Linked DNA regions of Homo sapiens: region 2 is linked to region 1. Evidence: read pairs that join two places in POLR2A ChIA-PET (ENCODE). Cell type or tissue: OCI-LY7. All regions are shown on one strand. Links, peaks and the distances in the headings refer to the core of each region. The heading gives the core; the rest is flanking DNA.

Evidence for each region. ChIA-PET counts read pairs that join two places held together with the same protein. Peaks named below come from ENCODE experiments on the same cell type or tissue, not always from the same donor. Only the 100,000 strongest peaks of a DNase experiment are listed, where the experiment ranks them.
Region 2: POLR2A ChIA-PET joins it to region 1 with 7 read pairs; 2 of 35 experiments call an interaction of 5 or more read pairs at or near these places.

The regions. Positions count from the first base shown.
Region 1 is chr7:78,301,069-78,310,516 of GRCh38, forward strand. All of the region lies in intron 9 of MAGI2 (membrane associated guanylate kinase, WW and PDZ domain containing 2), which reads right to left. Among named protein-coding and RNA genes, the nearest start is that of DDX3ILA1, 320 kb to the left of the region's middle. In OCI-LY7, for the core only: no CTCF peak of the experiment used is centred there; a DNase peak (open chromatin) is centred at 5,083; H3K4me3 peaks cover 764 bases; H3K27ac peaks cover 719 bases.
Region 2 is chr7:78,081,227-78,090,674 of GRCh38, forward strand. All of the region lies in intron 20 of MAGI2 (membrane associated guanylate kinase, WW and PDZ domain containing 2), which reads right to left. Among named protein-coding and RNA genes, the nearest start is that of DDX3ILA1, 96 kb to the left of the region's middle. In OCI-LY7, for the core only: no CTCF peak of the experiment used is centred there; no DNase peak of the experiment used is centred there.

The sequences.
Region 1 (9,448 bases), core at 438-8,437:
GTGGTGGAACTAGGGGTCAAACCCAATCACTGTCATTCCAGGGACCAAGCATTTAATGACCATGTCATGCTTCCATGGGTGCTAATTTAGAACAAACATCCCTAGACTATGGAATGGTTTTGGCTTCTACAGCTTTAAGATGCCAGACATAAAAGCACTACATGAGAAAAATCTGGAGCTAGTGACCCGGAGTCAGAAAAGAAGCCAATGCAAGAAATATAAAACTTTCAAGAAAGATCAGTAAATTTCAGAAAAAAAACCCTTCCATATCACAGTTACATCCCCAACAAAATGTCTCTGACACAAACGCTCTTAAGACACTTGGAGTACAAACATGTTCCCCAGAGGAACAATGTGCTGTGAATCCATCAAGTATTTGGTGGAACCAGGCATGCGAGACTCAGGCGACACAAGAACCACTTAAAGACTTACAGTGCACGATGATTTCTCTAATGCTTTCCCTTTGGAATGCAGGAAATTTCTGCCCCAGACATAATTTGAAATGATTCACATGAAACATATCCTTCACACTTCAGTCTGGTTTTTGTCTGTCTCTTTGTTTCTTATTCATTCTCATATTTGACTGATGATTGGAAACTTTTCTTTTTTTGTTTTGTCCTCTGAAGTCTTATGCTAGCTTCCTGGCATTTGCATCCAATACCAATCTCAGCAGCTTTGTACTACATTCAAAAATTGCAATTCATTTTTCTATGCTTGTACATATAGAGTATGTGCTTAAGATCAGGGGTTCCAGAGCCAGACTATGTGAATTCCAGTCATGGCCTCATTGTTCTCAGGCTGAGTGACTTTCAGTAAGTTATTCAAACCTCTTGTTCCTCAGCCTCCCAATCTATAAAATGGGGGTGATAACAGCATGCCTATTGAAAGGGTTATCATGAGGACTAAATGATCTAATGCACGTAGAGCCCTGAGCACAGGGTCTGGCACATAGAGTGCTAGCCAAATGTTAGTGATTATTACATTTACTAGACTGTAAACCCCATCAGGGAGAACATTTATATTTTGATCATTATTGTATTTATAGCATAAAATTAGTGCCTGAAACAAAGTAGAAGCTCAATAAGTTATTGAATTACATTAAATATTAAATGACTTAGCTATTTCTTCCTATTTGTACCATTTCAAATTCCTTTCACATTCTTATTCAGTCATATGCCAAACTCAGTAGACTATGGAAAAGTTCCATATAAATGCCTTGGTCCCATCTTTACAATAGAGAAAAAAAATTCAAAGAGCAGTTTTTAATGCTTAATTTCATCCCCAAACATCTAGGGAATATAACGTGGTCACCGGGTCTGTCAGTGTGGTGAATATTTCAAATTTGGATCTCAATCTGGTGGGCAGGTGACCTAAAACATACTTTATATAGAACAGGTCCCATCTGAGATCAAGTTGTAGTTGAAATATGACCTTTAATTTCACTCTCTGCTTTCTCTATTCTGCTTCTGTGTTTCACAAACCACCTGGTTTACTTTATTACAAACGAATATAAACAGCTTCATCTGGGATCTTATGGCTGCCATCCATCCATCCACTCCCATTTATTGAGTGCCTAATACATTTCAGGCACTGCCCCTGGTGCTGAGGCCCTAGACATGAAAGGCAAAAGGCCCTTTAAGGAACTCAGTGATATCGAATAGGCATTTAAAATTTTATCATCTCTAAAACTCTTAATTCCTACTCCCCCATTCCCCACCAAGCTATTCCTTTCATAGTCTTCCCCAATTCAGCTGATGGCAACGTCATTACACAGTTGTTCTGCCTTAAATTCTTACTTTCCTCTTTGAAATCTCCCTCTTAGCACATCCATCTATTCCTTCAGGAACCAAGTGGGATATGAACAGGTAAAGAGGCAATCCTAAGTATGTGATGGAAGCTATGGCAAGATAGAAACAACCCTAACTCAAACCAGGAGGCAGGGAGGGGAAAGATTTATTGGCAGAAGTGATATTTGAACTGAGTTTTGAAGAATGAATAGGGCTTGGCCTTGCTAAAGAGCTCCCCACGGCCAGACACGGTGGCTCATGCCTGTAGTCCCAGCACTTTGGGAGGCCAAGGTGGGTGGATCATCTGAAGTCAAGAGTTCGAGACCAGCCTGGCCAACATGGTGAAACCCCGTCTCTACTAAAAATACAGTAAATCAGCCAGGCATGGTGGCAGGCATCTGTAATCCCAGCTACTCAGGAAGTTGAGACAGGAGAATCTCTCGAACCTGGGAGGTGAAGGTTGCAGTGAGCCAAGATTGCGCCATTGTATTCCAGCCTGGGCAACAAGAGCAAAACTGTCTCCAAAAAAAAAAAAAAAAAAAAAAAAAGCTCCCTCCTCCTCCTGAATCATCTGGATATCTTTAAAGCACCAGAAACTTACCATGCTCAAAATAATAGTTATCATCATCTCTCTGCATGCTCCCTCCCACCCCACATTTTTATAGTTCCAAATGAAAGCGTTGGAACTGTCTTTAACAACCTTTTTCTCCAAATCTAATCACTTGTAAAGCACTGTGCAGTCAGCATCCTCTCCTATTACCTTTAGTCTTCGTTCACTTTCCTTTTTCAAGCCCAACTTAGATTTTCAATCTTCACTCCCACAATTTTCCAGTCACTATATAAGTGCTTGGTAAATGGGAATGCACTATGCAAATGTTAGGGGTTTATTCTAATTAACACTAATTCCCTTGGTGATCTCATCTACTCCCATGGTTTTAAATACCATCTATACACTGATGAGTTCCAGACTTATATTTCTAGCTTTGACCTTTCTCTCACAATTCAGACTAAAAATCTCGCTGCCTACTCACTATCTTCACTTAGATATTGAATAGGCATTTAAAATTTTATCATCTCCAAAACTCTTAATTCCTACTCCCCCACTCCCCACCAAGCTATTCCTTTCATAGTCTTTCCCAATTCAGTTGATGGCAATGTCATTATACAGTTGTTCTGCCTTAAATTCTTACTTTCCTCCCTGAAATCTCCTTCTTAGCACATCCATCTATTCCATTAGCAAATATTGTCAATTTTACCTTCAAAAACTATCCTGACTCTTACACTTTCATTGCTCTCATACCAATCTAAAGTACTTGGACTATTGCCTTCCTTTCTGTTTCTGTTCTCCTGCAGTGCATCCTACAACTCCACAGCTTTCCAGCTCACTCAGAATAAAGTCCACATCCTTAACAGGGCTCATGCTATCTTTCTGACATAATCTCCTATCACTCTCCTTAGCTCTTGCCACTCCAGCCAAGGATGCTCCTACCTTTTCCTCTCCTGTTCTCTCTGCCTGGAAAGCTCTTTCCTCTGATAGTTGTGTGGCTTGCTCTTTCCTTTTACTTAGGTTTTTATTCAGATGTTACCTGTTTAGAAAGACCTTTCCCAGTCTCCCTGGAAAAGAGCAACACATGATTTGCTTAATCACCTTAACCCTACTTTCATTTTTATCTTATTTCTTCATAGCACCAATATTTCTTGAATGTTCTAGGTACTGTCCTGATGCTGAGAATATAGCAGTAAACAAAATAGGCAAACATCCCTTTGTTTCATGGTGCTTACTTTCCACTTGAGAAAGAAACAATAAGCAAACAAATTAAATAGCATGCCAGATGATAGTAGCTCCTGTGGTGAAAAATCAAAGCCAGGAAGGGGGATAAGACGTATTGGGGGAAGAGTAGTGGTTGCTACTTTAATAATGAAAGCTTCCCTGATAGGAGGCTATTTGAACAGAGATCTTAAAGAGTGAGGAAAGTGAGCCTCGTGAATATCTCAAAAAGTATCTCAGGTGGAGGGAACAAGTGCAAAGGCCTGTGGCAAGGTCATGTTTGATGGTTCCAAGAGCAGTCAGGAGACCAGTGTGTGTGGAATGGAGTAGCACTTCTACCACCTGCCATTATATTATAGATTGATTTGGTTTTTATTGCTGACATCTTTACACCAGAATGTTGGCTGCATAAGGGCAGTGTCTTTTTTATTTCTTTTGAAAACAAGAACAACTTTATCCTGAGAATTCAGAACTGAGCCTTGTTCTAGTGGGGACTCAATGAATTGTCATGCACTATAGACAGACTTCACTATTCGGAACCCCTTAACATGCCCCACGTGTTTTGCCTTTCTTGTCTGATTTTCTCCATCTGGAATGCAGCTCTGTCTTTCAAAAAGCCTACCCTTCAGGACACTCCAATGCTACTGCTTTAATGAAACCTCGCTTGGTTGGCTCTCAGCTAAATGTCATTTGTGCCCCCTTTGTATGGAGATAACTCTGTACTGTCGTTGCTGCTCAACCAAAAGCTCCGTGAGACAGCGAGCGTGTCTACTTGCCTCCTCAGGGTAGAGTGCCAGTGTAGCCTGGTGCCTAATCATATGTGCCAGGTGCTCAGTAAATAATGAAATAAATGACTATCTGTTTAAGGCAATGAGTTGCTTTAAGATTTACCATACTCAATACAGATTGCTACTGTGTTCTATGGTAATATGCAAAGTAACTCAAGATCCTTAGAAGTTGGTCACCATCTCAGAATTTGAAACCCCTTATCCAACTAGCAGTGTAACCATGAGCTCCAACCTCCTATGCAAGGGGGACTCAGGAATCCTCTAGAAGGGCAACTCCCTTTGCATTCTCCAAGGAACTGTATACATGAAAGAGCCTGTTCCTTTTCTTTCCAATTCAGCCATGGATTTTTCTCTATCTTTAAGCATACCTGATTGGTAATATAGTCTTTTCAAAACTAAGACAATTATGAGCTTTAGTTTAAAACATTGTTTTAAATCCACAATACATTTCTAGTCATTTATAAATAAATGTCATATCAAGGAGGAAAAAATACTTGCTGGTAACAAATAATGTGGCATAATTTTTGCTGAACACCCTTCACCTTAAATAACTTGGCCTTTCAGAGAACTCACATTTGTTCAAATTAGGAAGGAAAAAATTCACATTTTGGACAAATTGAATCAGAAAATATGAAAATACCCATTGCAAGTCGTTGTTGTGGTAACAAAGAGAAGACCACCTGTGTTTGTTGAACTGAGCTGAAGTGGATGTGCTAATGTAGTTTCACTTCATTGTTATCAAAGACTTGAAAGGCTTCTTCTTAGTTAATTGAAAGGCTAATTGGCAGGTCTTTTTAAGGACGAGCTAATCTAAGTTGGATTTTGTTTTATTTTCTCATCCAACCCCTTGTCTCCCTCTAGTCATCAGTTATGTGAGTGATGAACTCAAGCAAAGCATGTCAGATGGTATAAAATGGGTTATATGATGTACTTTTCCTAGAGGGTGGCATCTAAAATAACAGCACTTCGATAAGTTATTGTTCATTCATTCAATTTAAATCCATTTTAACTTGGCTATCACTTCACTAGTTGACACTGGTTTGTTGTCCACATTCCAACTATGTGCATAAAATAAAGTGCTATCTAGAGTGTTCTTGCCTTTGAAACTGTCATCAAGTCATTTAAATAAAAGACAAGCTGCCAGATATTAATGAAGCTTATTAGTAAAATGCTATGATGCAGAAGATCCCCCAGGACATAAAATTATGGTTTTATGCACTAATTTCAGCACCAAATGACTGTATTCTTCTTTTGCTGAAATAGTAAATGATGCTCTAAATGTTGGAAGTTCTGGGAAAGTGGAGTGGGCTATCATTTGACACATTTCACATGTTCTCAATGGCCATTTCTATCCTGAATTAATTAACATCTGAGTCCTGAAAGTCATTGGTATGGTTTTAAGAATAATGTTTATGCAATGTCAGCAGATTAAAAGCTAGTGCAAGTAACTTACAAATGAGAAATTTCTGAATACTTTGATCAAAGAGTTTTAAATCCTATTTAAAATAGTCAAGTGAACAGAGAGACGCATATGTCCAATTCAGGTTTAAACATGTTAAACCATCATTGCCATTATTTCCAGAGCACAAAATATACCCTGGAAAATTAAATTTTGTTTCATTTTCATAATTTCTGTAATCATTAGTCAACGTAAGTTGAACTATCGGAATATTAATCCCATACTAAAGAAAAGAAGAGAGCATTGACACATACATGTCATAAATTCGTCTTTGTCAGTTCTATAATTTTAGACGACTTCATGCCCAAAGGACAACTTTTGTAATACAAAAGGTAATTTTATTTACCCTTGTAAAAGTATTTTACATATTTTCACTCCTATTACTGCTATACAAGTTGTTAATTATGCAGTTAATTATTAGAACAATTAAAAACTTGTTACTGACCTTTTGGCTAATGAATTTAAATAGGTGCAGATACTTTGTGGTACAAAAGTACAAATATTTTTACTGTTCTCTGGATACTATGTCTTTGCCAGGTAGTGATAGTGTGGCTTATAAGGCTTAATTATATAGATTGCCTATTGTGAAACTCATATTATATTAGATGTGGTTTTACATATGAAATATGCATGCAGCTTCCCTGTGTACCTAGAGAGCTTATACTACAGTGTTGTAACAGAAAGAACATTACCAGATAACAAAACATGAAGCAGTAATATTGCCCCAGATGAGGTCAGGAAGGTAACAGAGCAAGTTTAGGCAGCAATAATTAGAGAGAAATTTCATTTCAGACATAGGATTTGAGGTAGACCTTAATGAATCTAAGCATAGAGGAGGAGAAAATGCCTTTCCAGACTGGCTAAGAGTTGATAACCTAAGTGCTGAGTATGTGGGAATTAATTGTACTATTTTCTCTACTTCTATATATGATTAAAATTTTCCAGAATAAAAACTTCTAAAAAATCGTTTCAGGAATGACTAGAATGAGCAAAGATGAGAGGAGTCTTTGAAAAGAGGGGCCCTCATTATTTCACCTACCTGCCCAAGCAAGGTGCTAGAGGCAGCTAGGTGAAATAATAAGGGACAATTCAAATGGGGTCAGATTTTGAGAGGCATTGGATAAGAGAATTAAAGACTTAAATTCCAGTTAGGTCATTGGGAATCAATTTGCTGAATCAAAGAGAACCAAGCTCACTTTAAATAATGGGCAATGAATTTCTAATACTCAGCATTTTCCCCTACCCTGTTGATGGTGAAATTCACTGTCAATGTTATTCAGTGCCAGTGCCATTCTAATGGGGGATGTGATATAGGAGAGCTTCCTTGTTGCTGCTAAAACTTCTTTGAGAAGACAGCATCTGGGTTGAGTCTCTGTGATTTAGGTAGGTGGTTCTCAGCCTGTCTGGACACTCTGAGGCCACCTTGAAATGGTCAGACTCAGTGATACTCAGACACTAGGAAGAGAGACCAATGTACAACAAGACTGTCAGCTTAGTCATTCGGAGTGGGGTATCCCCTTTTCTGTTCTATTTCTGCATACTGAAGTGTTTGGAAGAACAAATTAAAAGGCTTCTTATTTAGTAGGGGCTTAGAGCAAGAGAATACATATAATCTTTAAGGAGAAGGCATCTAGGCCAGGGTGAGGTCCGACCCATCTTTTTTTTTTTCTTTTTTTTTCTGGAAAGGGATGGAGGCACAGTAGTCTGCTTCTCTACACCCCATTTTCTTTGCCTACCATTTTTCTTCTGTATTACTCCCTTCCTTTTCAGGTGTTCCATTACTATATTCACACTGAAGTCCACGAGAATCTCAGAGACAGGTAGGTAGCAACCTCCTTAGGTCTATACTTGAAGTCCCTTTGTAAGTCAATATTCAGCTGAGTTAGGCATCAGTCACTTAGGAAACTGCTTCAGGTTTTCATCATATTATGTGCTGTTATTTTAGTATACTTATACTATGGGGCTTAGAATTATCAGATAGACATAATACATAGTTTATCTGGTAATTCACTCATTCACTCAAAATTCATTAACAGTACACTACGTGTAACGTATTACTATACAATTTTTCAAATGTAGTAAGTTGTTTAAAATGATTATTCAAAATCACAATGAGATATCATCTCACACTAATCAGAATGACTATTATTAAAAAGGAAAAAAATAACAGATGCTGGTGAGGCTGTGGAGAAAAGGGAATACTTACACACTGTTGGTGGGAATGTAAATCAGTTCAGCTACCATGGAAGGCATTTTGGAGATGTCTCAAATAACTTAAAACAGAGCTACTATTTGACCCCGCAATCCCATTACTGGGTATATGCCCAAAGGAAAATAAATCGCTCTACCAAAAAGACACATGCATTTGTATGTTCACTGTGGCACTATTCACAATAGCGAAGACAAGGAATCAACCTAGATGCCCATCAACAGTGGTTTGGATAAAGAAAATATGATACATATACACCATGGAATACTATGCAGCCATAAAAAAGAATTACGTAATTTCCTTTGCAGCAACATAGATGTAGCTAGAGGGCATTATCCTAAGTGAACTAAGGCAGGAATAGAAAATCAAATACCGTATGTTCTCACTTATAAGTGGCAGCTAAGCATTGGGTATACATGGACGCAAAGAGGGGAACAATAGATACTGGGGACTACTGGAGGGAAAGGACTGAAAACTAGCATAGTGGGTACTATGCTCACTACTTGGGTGAAGGAATCATATACCCCAAACGTCAGTGTCACACAATATACCAATGTAACAAACCTATATGTGTATCCCCTGAAACTAAAATAAAAAAAAATAGATTTTAAAAAATAATTATTGAGGTCTTTCAATAGCACAATGGAAAAAGCATAGAACCTGGAATTAAGAGCCTGAGGTCAAGTTCTGGCTTTCCGGCTTCCTGGCTGCATGATCTCTGATAAGCTGCTTAACCTCTGTGAGGCTCAGACCTTTCTTCTATAGATTAGGTTGACATTAATATTCTTTTCATTGAATTATTGAGAAGATAAAATAAAATATTCTACATAAAAATCCTATGTAAAGCTTAATGTAGAGAACAAATGTTAGTTATCATTATTATAGTAGTGGTAGCAACATTGGCCCTTTTGTATGATACCTAGGGTTTGTGGCAGCATTTGTATAATCCTTCCTGCTTATTTTCTTAATCTTCCATAAAAGCAAAAAATTATTCTTCTAAAATTTTATCTAATTAAAATAAGTTTTTTATTTTATGCAGTTACATTTTCAATATATATTTTAAAAGTACATTAGTGGCCAGGCGTGGTGGCTCACAACTGTAATCCCAGCACTTTGAGAGGCAGAGGCGGGAGGATCATGAGGTCAAGAGATCGAGATCATCCTGGCCAACATGGTGAAACCCCGTCTCTACTAAAAATACAAAAATTAGCTGGGCATGGTGGCACGCACCTGTAGTCCCAGCTACTTGGGAGGCTGAGGCAGGAGAATCACTTGAACCCGGCAGGCGGGGGTTGCAGTGAGCTGAGATCACGTCACTGCACTCCAGCCTGGCAATAGAGCGAGACTCCAGCTCAAAAAAATAAAAATAATTTTTAAAAAGTACATCAGCTCTGCTATTCTCGGTTATTTAATAATTATTGATACAGTTGATTTTTT
Region 2 (9,448 bases), core at 891-8,890, 220 kb before region 1:
CTCATTACAGATTCATGAGTCTCTGTCTTCCCTCCTAGGTTTTGAGTGTCTTCATTCAGTAAATAATTTCTGAGCACCTGTTATGTACCAGACAGTCAACTGGGGATATAGAGAGAAATGGTATCATTTCTATGTACAGTAAGTTCTCAGTCTAGTTGGGAAGAAAATGGGTAAATAAGGCTATTACTACTCAATGTATCTTTGCTATGACAGAGGCATTCACAAAGTACTAAGGGCACAGAAAGAACAGACATCTAACCCAGAAAGTGGGGGTGGTGGGTAGTCAGGGAGAGCTGCCAGGAGGTGGTGACATATCGGTTGAGTTTTGAAGTGCCAGTAGGAGTTCCCTAGGCAAAGAGGAAAGCATTCTAGGCAGAGAGAGTAGCATATGTAAAGGCTGCAAAGTTTGAGGGAATGGTATATTTGGGAAACTGTCAGTAGTTTATTATACTGTTCAGGAGTTTAGGTTTTATTTTAAAGGCAATGGCAAGGCACTAAAAAGTTAAGCATGGGGTAACCTGACCGGGGAAGCTGAGTGGTGGTTAGAAATCTCCCTGTGACCTCACTATGGAAAGTGGAAGAAGAGAAAGCTGGAAGACTGAGGAAGGGAGTTGAGTTGCGGTGTTGTCACATGGTCTATCCAAGTGAGACATTAGGAGGCTGTGGGGAAGGAGATGATGAGGACAATGACACAGAGTCTGGGTCTCTTTTAACTGTGTGTCTGGATGAGGTGCACTGAATATATTGGTGAATGAGTGAAGTACTTCCACATGGGTTATCTTGAACCCATGGGAGAGGGAGGTATAAACCCCCTCGAACCCCAAATCGAATCTTGACAGCCACTGCCGCCTTGTGGTTACTTGTGTCCTGAGACTGACATTTTAACCAAAAACCATGTGGAGGGCAAAAGGGATCTTGTATTGTGATAGAAATAGTCCCGTCTTTTGACTCTGGTCCCATACTTGAGTTTAGCAAGACTTAGAAAATTTGAAGTTTTCATTCACTTGTGTGTTTATTTTCCCTTTTCCCTACAAGGAACTTATGAGACTTAAAGGAGAAGGCATTAGCCTGGAGGAGAGAAGCGGTGGTTTGAAAGCTACGGGGGAGGAGGAGAAGCAGAGGGGTTTAGGGGCTGCGTAAGGGCTGAGCTGAAGTCCCCTCTGTGGGGGCCTCAGGAATGAGGCTCCGGGAAGTCAGGGACATTATTTTTATCGGGTTCCCAGGAGCCTGGGCTGACCTCTTCACCTGGCAGATTTCCATAATTTCGGCTTTCCATGTAGGGTCCCCTCAGAGGGAGAGGCTCTGATACATGCTGAATCTCTCCTATGCCCTTTCCCCATTCCAGGGTATCAGTGCCATTGGGTGGTGAGGGTTGTGTCTACTGATTTTCTGCCTCATTTTGGAGCAACGGAAGTTTGGGAATAGTTCAAGATCTTACTAAATCGAGGAAAAAACATTTCTAGGGGCTGGTGGTGGTTAGGTAATGGAACGAAAATGCTGCTGCTGACATAGACTCTGACCGTTGCAAAGCACTCTGGGCATTATTTTAAAAGTGGGCTGACTCACGGGGACCTGGTTTCAATGGCAACAGACTCAGTCCAGACCTGGCTTCAAGACTTCCATCTCTCTTTGGAACAGTATGAACTGTGAAAGGGTTGAATTTTCATTTTCATTCCAATATCAGTATTCTGTATAATAATTTTAACTGGAACTCCCTAAATAAATTTGGGATGTGATCTCTTTCACTGTCATCTGGATATATAAGAAGATCGACTTATCGGGGGACAGCAGGAGGTGGGGCAAGGGGTTCTCTTGTTACTTTCCTACTTTCCGACCTCATCTGACTTCAGTGCAGTGGCCAGTGTGTGACAAAAGAGTGTCACTTTCCGCTATCACAATCGGGAGAATTAATTTTTTAAAACCAATAGAAAATTCGCAGCCCTTTTAGAAATGAAGAAAAAGACCAACTGTGACTCTGATGTAGTCTCTTTCTATACTCTCTCTGCCACAGAGCTATCTTCAACTGAGCTATGTTACTAAAATGAAACTTCTAAGATCTCCACTCATTCTTAGAGTATTTTTAAAATATCGAGTTCCAGTTGAGAGGGAGAGGGAGAGGGAGAAGGAGATGGTGGGGGGGCGGGGGAGGGAGGGAGGGGGGGAGAGAGAGAGAGAGAGAGAGAGAGAGAGAGAGAGAGAGAGAGACAGAGAGAGAGACAGAGATACTAAAACCAGATAAAGGTAATTCAGGAGTCTCTGTGTGCACTGCATTATGTGGGTCAAGGAAATGCCAAATTTAGGAAACTGATCAAAGGACTTAAGAGGAATTCTAAGCACTCATTTTTTTCCTATGGAAGAAATACTTTTATCTGTGGTCCCCTTGGGGCAACTAACAACCTTAGAGTAATGTCACAGGGACAAGGCGGAGCGGGATAACTGCTGTGTCTAGGTCCCCGCCTAGTAAGTTCTGCATTCCTACTCACACATTTCTGCTCATACATCATAGCGGATTTTTCTTTAACAAAACACCAAATCTTTGAACTTGCTTGGGGCTTTCCAGGTAAAAAACTTTTTCTTTTTTTGCCTATGGAAGGCCAAGGCAGGAGAAGGCAAACATCTCATAATTCCTTATGTTGTTAATAGTTCAGGTTGGAAGAAAAAATTTAAACTCTGTACTGTATGCATTTTTGTAGCCAAGTCATATATAAAGTATTTGGCTTGTCTCAATGAAATATTTATAAGAATTAGATTAAATCCTGGATTTACTTTAGCCATGAGTCATGGCAGTCCCAGCTCAAAGGGTTGCTTGGACATCGTTACAAACGTGCTTACCTGGTTGTAATCAGTTAATTGCCCTCATGTTACCATTGCATCCTAAGAGCCTATTTTGCATGATCATATATGACTAAAGTGATCCCAGATTATAACTAGGTATGAGGAATTGAGCTTCTTTGGAATACTATACCAATAAATCATGAATAATCTCTATTCCTTATTTCATGATGGACTTAGCTATGGACGATTTTTGTGGCTAATGATCTGAGGTCACAGGCTAATGCCATCATCGTTCCTCCCTTATAGGCTGGTTTCTCCCACTGACACTAGACCCCTCATGGACAGGGAACACACCTATTGTCTCTGTGTCATCTATACCTGCCACAGTTCCTGAGAAGTAGGCCCTCGGTTAATCACAGTTGAGTCAATGAATGTTTGGTTTGCCTTTCAGCGATAGTAAACGTCTTCATTTGCATGCCGTGTAAGTTAAGCTTTAGGGCACCTCAGCATACCTCAAGCTTTCTTGAAATACTGCCTTACGCAGTTCCATCCAAATCATGACAATTTCAATGGTACTTACAGGAGACCAAATGAGGCTTCAGTACTGGTGACCTACATACATTGGTAGTGACAGGTAAAGTTATAGGAAACAAATGCTAGGATTGAGAGTAAGAGGAATGGAGGCTGAGTCTGAATGAAATAATGAAGTTCCAGGAAAAGGAAAAGTCAGAATTAGGGTCTTTGCTGCTGCAGTCATTGTTATGGGTGCTCTGACGCTGGGATGCCTGTGCCCTAATGGCCCTGATGGAACAAAGGACAGGCTGATTTCCAACTTGATGGTGATCTTTAATATCTACTGGCTGTTTTCATGATTAACTTTGTTCAATATTATTTAATAACCATTACAGGAAGAATATTTTTCAAGGGGTTACACTGAATGTTTTCATTAACCTTCCCATTTCTTTCATTAGATCGCGATTGAATTAGATGGGTTCCAAGTGCCTATTACAGGGCCTGGCTTTTGTTATAAACTGTTAGGCTCAGTTGCCTCAGCAAGGCACAGGAGCCCATAAAATTAGCAGGTTTTTCCAGAGAGAAAACTTCTAATCCAATTGGAAACTGAAACACATGTTTGAGAGCACCAGAACTGTGAATTTTATTTGCTTCAATTCATTTATGTATTGAAAACTGTCTGAGACTCTCTTTATGCTATGTTTTAGACAGTAATCACTTAAACAGAAAACAGGCTGGGCATGTTGGCTCATGCCTATAATCTCAGTTCTTTGGAAGGCTGAAGTGGGAGGACTGCTTGAGTCCAGGAATTCAAGACTAGCCTGAAACACATGGCAAAACCCGCATCTCTACAAAAAATAAAAAACATTTGCCAGGTGTGGTGGTGCATGCCTAGCTACTCAGGAGGCTGAGGTGGGAGGATCACTTGAGCCCAGGAGTTCGAGGCTGCAGTGAGCCATGATTGCACCTCTGTATTCCAGCCTGGGGAACAAGTGTGAGGACTTATCTCTAAAACAAAACAAAATAATAAAACTCCCACACACACACACACACACACACACACACACAAACAAAACAAAATCAAACCCAAAAAAGTCCCAGCATCTCTTGAGAAACTTCATCCAAGCAGAAGTGTGAAATGACCCTTATGGATGCACAGAAGAGAGAAGAATCCTTCATCAAGGTTCTGCCTAAGCACATAACCTGCTTAGGAGGGTCACAAAGGTGAGGGGAAAAAGCTGCTATTGGAAGTGAAAGGCTGCTGCAGGATTCTGAGAATTCACCACTTGATGCAGGTGGTACGCCTTCTTTGGTGTTGTTATTATTTGTGTTTAGAAAAGATGTAGTCACAGCTCAGAAAATATCCGGCCTTTGACTTGAGCACAGTATCCTATGGTGGGAGTGTGGCCTTGTCTGGACATTCATAACGGGGAGCTGGCTTTAGCAAAGATTTAGGGGGAGCTCTCCCTTCCGGAGCCTCCATTTCTATTTACAAAAATCCTCTAAATTAAAATGTGAAAATATAAGTAAAATTGGAAGATGACACAGTATCCCTACTGTGGAAGTAGTTGAGCTCTAAATTATGATCTGGTATCTTCTTCACTGATTCCTTCCTTTTTCCTTGTCAACTGTTACTGATATTAATCTCATACAGAGAATTTTATTAGATAGCTTCTTTCTAAATCTCCTTACTCTTCTAGGGCTCTTTTTTTTTTTAATTTTTAATGTTTTTTTTTTTTTTGAGATGGAGTTTCACTCTGTTGCCCAGGCTGGAGTGCAGTGGCACGATCTTGGCCCAGTGCAACCTCCACTTCCTAGGTTTGAGTGATTATCCTGCCTCAGCCTCCCGAGTAGCTGGGATTACAGGCGCACTCCACCACGCTTGGCTAATTTTTTGTATTTTCAGTAGAGAGGGTTTTACCATGTTGGCCAGGCTGGTCTTGAATTCCTGACCTAAGATGATCTACCTGCCTTGGCCTCCCAAAGTGCTGGGATTACAGGTGTAAGGCACCGCACCCGGTCTCTTCTAGGGCTCTTAACTGGGGTTTATGTTTAATTCTTTTAAGTTTTCCCCTCCCCTAGCTCTATGCATGCTCTCTGGGTGATCACTTCCCATTATTATTATTATTTTTTTTTTTGAGATAGGGTCTCACTTTGTCACCCAAGCTGGAGTGTAGTGGCGTGACCTCGGCTCGCTGCAACATTGACCTCCCAGGTTCAAGCAATCCTCCTGCCTCAGCCCCCCAAGTAGCTGGGACCACAGGCGTGCACTACTATGTCTGACTAATTTTTATATTTTTGGTAAAGACGGGGTTTCGCCATGTTGCCCAGGCTGGTCTTGAGTTACTGAGCTCAAGTGATCCACCCATTTTTAGCCTCCCAAAGTGCTACGATTACAGGCGTGAGCTACTGCGTCTGGCCCTTCCTACCTTTCTAAGGTATTTGGCATGTTTCCTTTTTGGTGCCTTTCTCTGTGCTGTTCTTTTTGCTAGAATCTGAGTCCTCCTTCTCCCCACTTCAAAAAGGGAAATCCTACTTATCTTTTAGGAACCAAACTTCAGGGATGATATCATCCAGACAGCCTTTTATGATCCCAGCAGTCTGGGTTGGGTGCCTTTTCTGTGCATTTCTTTAGAAGTATTGACCTTTGCCAATAATATTGTAAGCTCTCCAAGGACAGGAACTCTGTCACATGGGAAATAACCACATATATCTGTTCAACAGATGGATGAATGTTTGAAAAAAGGCATTTTTCAGAAATTATCTTTTTGGCTGTATGCTCCTTAGAGTTTAAACCAAATGTAAACAAGGTTTATAATAAAATTCTAATTTGGTTTCATAATATATGTCAACCAGGTTTGATCATGATCAAATAATATATGGGAAGTGCATTGTAATCTCTAAATATACAAATGTAATCTATTATTAATCATAGTAGTTACAATTAACAATAGATCATTATAATTATCATAATAACGGTAGAAGAGATAAAAAAAGTAATAAATTTTTCATAATGAACCTGGGAGAGAAGCGGTTGAGCTTCTGAGGGTGTATTAAATGGGGAAATGGGGCAAATGATATTTTTCTGGAAATATCATTGAGAGGTTAAAAATGAAAACAAAACAAAACAAAAACAACTCTTCTTTTTGATAAGCACTGCCTGATAGAAATTCTTTTAGGACATGAATGGTATTTTGTATTCCATGATTTTAGATGAAGTTCTTAGGAAAAGAATCTCATGAATGTTGGGCAGATAATCCAAACCCTAAACTAATACAGAGAAATAACTGCAAGTGTGGCAACAGACATGAATGTGAAGAAAGAGATTTTAAAGACAAGCTGGTTGGAGCAAAACATTTTCTACAAAGGAAAAATAACTACCATCATTACATTTTTCATATGCTAGTTTGACTGCTCAGGTGAAAAGAAACTGGGGCAATATCTTAAAATTATCGGCCTAAGAATAGAAAGCTATCACTGGCAGCTCAGCTAGCTTATCCAGTTCTCAGAAATCACTTATATTAGGTCATGAAGTCAGTTTCCCTAGTTGACTGAAAAATAAACAAAAAGGAAATCAAAGAGGAAACTTTCTATTGTGAACTCTGTATGAGTGTTATTTCTCTTCCTTGGATGTAATTGAGAGAAAATGCGGGATTATTATTATGTATACTTATCTAATCAGATACATTTATTTTCTGGATAAGCATTCGGCTTTGTGCAATGACTTCTATACTGACTCATGGTAACAATTCCTTGTTTTCCTGAAGCTAACTGTCTTGCATATTGCATTTACATTTCAACTTTTTAGCACCTTCTCTCCTCTCTGACCTCTGCTTCTGTCTTTACATCTCTCTCTCAGACTGTGTGTGCACCAGTCCTAGACCTGACAAGTTAACAGCATGAATGAGCATGAAAAGGTACACCAAGATGGGTGGCGGGGACATTGGTTAGCTGGGATTTTGAAGATAATTTAATGATGGGACTGTTTTCGAAGAATGGGCAGGGTTAATGCAATCAAAGAGGGCTGTTGAGGCAATGAAGGATAAATATGGTGAGTGCTGTTACCACCTCTAGTCTGAAAGACATCAGGGAGGAAAAGAAGTTACAGGGGCTGAGTGAGAGCTGGCGCCATGAAAGAGAGGCTGCCTGTCTACAGCTGGAGCTGTAGCGGGAAGGAATGCTGCCAGGCCCACAGCACCAAGGCAGGAGCAAAGGGTAAGAAATACCCCAACCTCTCTGTGGCAGACAGAATAAAGTCCCCCATCCCCAGATGTCCACCTCCTAGTCCCTGGAAGCTGTGTTATGTTCCCTTACATGGCAAAAAGGATTTTGCAGATGTGCTTACCTTAAGGATCTTGAGATGGGACGATTATCCAGGATTGTTTGGGTGGGCCTAATATAATCACAAAGGTCAAAGTCTGAGAGAGAAATGCAAGACAGAAGCAGAGGTCAGAGAGGACAGAAGGTGCTAAGCTGCTGGCTTTGAAGATGGAGGAAGGAAATATAAGCCAAGGAGTTTCTAGAAGCTGGAAAAGGAAACGAAATGGGTTCCTACCCCAGAGTCTCCAAATGGAACCAGCCCTGCTGACATGGTACTTTGATTTTAACCCAGTGAAACAAACCGATTTCAGACTTCTGACTCCAGAACTGTAAGACAATCGATTAGTGTTGTTTGTGGTCATTTATTACAGCAGGAATAGAGAACTAATGTACTTTCTCTCTTTCTGCCCTCTGATCTCCTGCTGATGCTTCTCATTGGCCAAATCCAATAGGAAGCCAGAAGGCAAGAGTGTTTGGGTGATACAGACATAGCCATCATTCCCCCAGAGTAGGGCAGAGAAGCAAGTAGAATAAATCTGGGGGAGAAGGTAGAATAAAGGAAGAACAAGCACTGGGGTGGGGTAGGTGTGGGATGGAATTGATTTTAAAACATCAAATATGCCAAATATGCCAGACGAAGGCTTTAAGCAATAATTCAAGAACAAGACAAAAATCAAATGGCAGTCTAGCTCAAATCCTATTGGAGAAACTTTTTGGAAACCTTTATTTGTTTTAATATTTTACTTTAACATGTGTCGCCTCTATACCATTATAGAAAGAGGAGTGGCGTCAGGGTTACTGAGTTGAATGCTCTTTTTAAAATTGCCTAAGATGTCAGAGTTACCTTTGCCTCTGGTCAGTTTCCAAGTCCCGTCAGTTCTACATGTACCCTGTCTCCAGCAGCTGCCTCTCATTTCCCATTTCTCTTGCTGCCATTCTACATTGGCTGTTCCTCTCTTTCCCCTCTTCTTTCCATCCATATGGTTGCCATAATTATATTTCAAAGAGCATCTCTGATTTTGCCTCACTCCTCCTCAAACACCTCCCCTCCTGCCCCATGCTTCTTGAACAGAATCCAAACTCCTTGACATGAGGTGTAAATCCTTTAGGACCTTGTCCCTGTGACCTTCTGGCTTATCACCACCCTTCTCTTGTGTTTAGTCTGGCCCACTTGTACTTCCTCCACTCTTCCTTCCTCGGCATTTTTGCTGCTGTCCTCAGCCTTCCTTGTTATTTTTGTCATTCTCCCTGGATCCTTCAATCCCATCTCCTAATCATGCCCATTCTTCAAGGCTCTGCTCAAATCCTCCAAGAAGCCATTGCTGGTCACTCCAGGGGAAATTTATCCTCCCTTCTCTGTGTGTCCACTGCTCTTACAGCTATGCCTCTCTTATAGCACTTACAGTCACACTGCCTGTTAGTCTAGGTATCTGTGTATTTATTTTCCCCACTACCATTTCTGAACCTACTCAATTATAAACTCTTGGAAAGAGGGAGTGTATCTTTGTATCTTCTAGTAGTAGCTGGTGCATTGCCTTGAAAATAATAGATGATAAAACCTTGCAGTGGGGACAAATTGATTACTGTGTAGGGCACAAATGATTAATGGCAGAGGGAGAGTCTTTGGGGGAGGTGAGGGTGTATGGGAGACTGGAGGGGGGCTTTGAGGCAGCCTGTGCCTTGCTCACTATGGTTTTCCTACTGTCAACTGAGGTGCCTGGCACAAGATAAGAGCTTCATAAATATTTCTTAAATGAATAAGTAAATGCTATCTACTTCACTTTGGCCAAAGGCAACCTTGAATTCTGAGAGAACAAAGTCTTAACAAAGGTCCCTAATA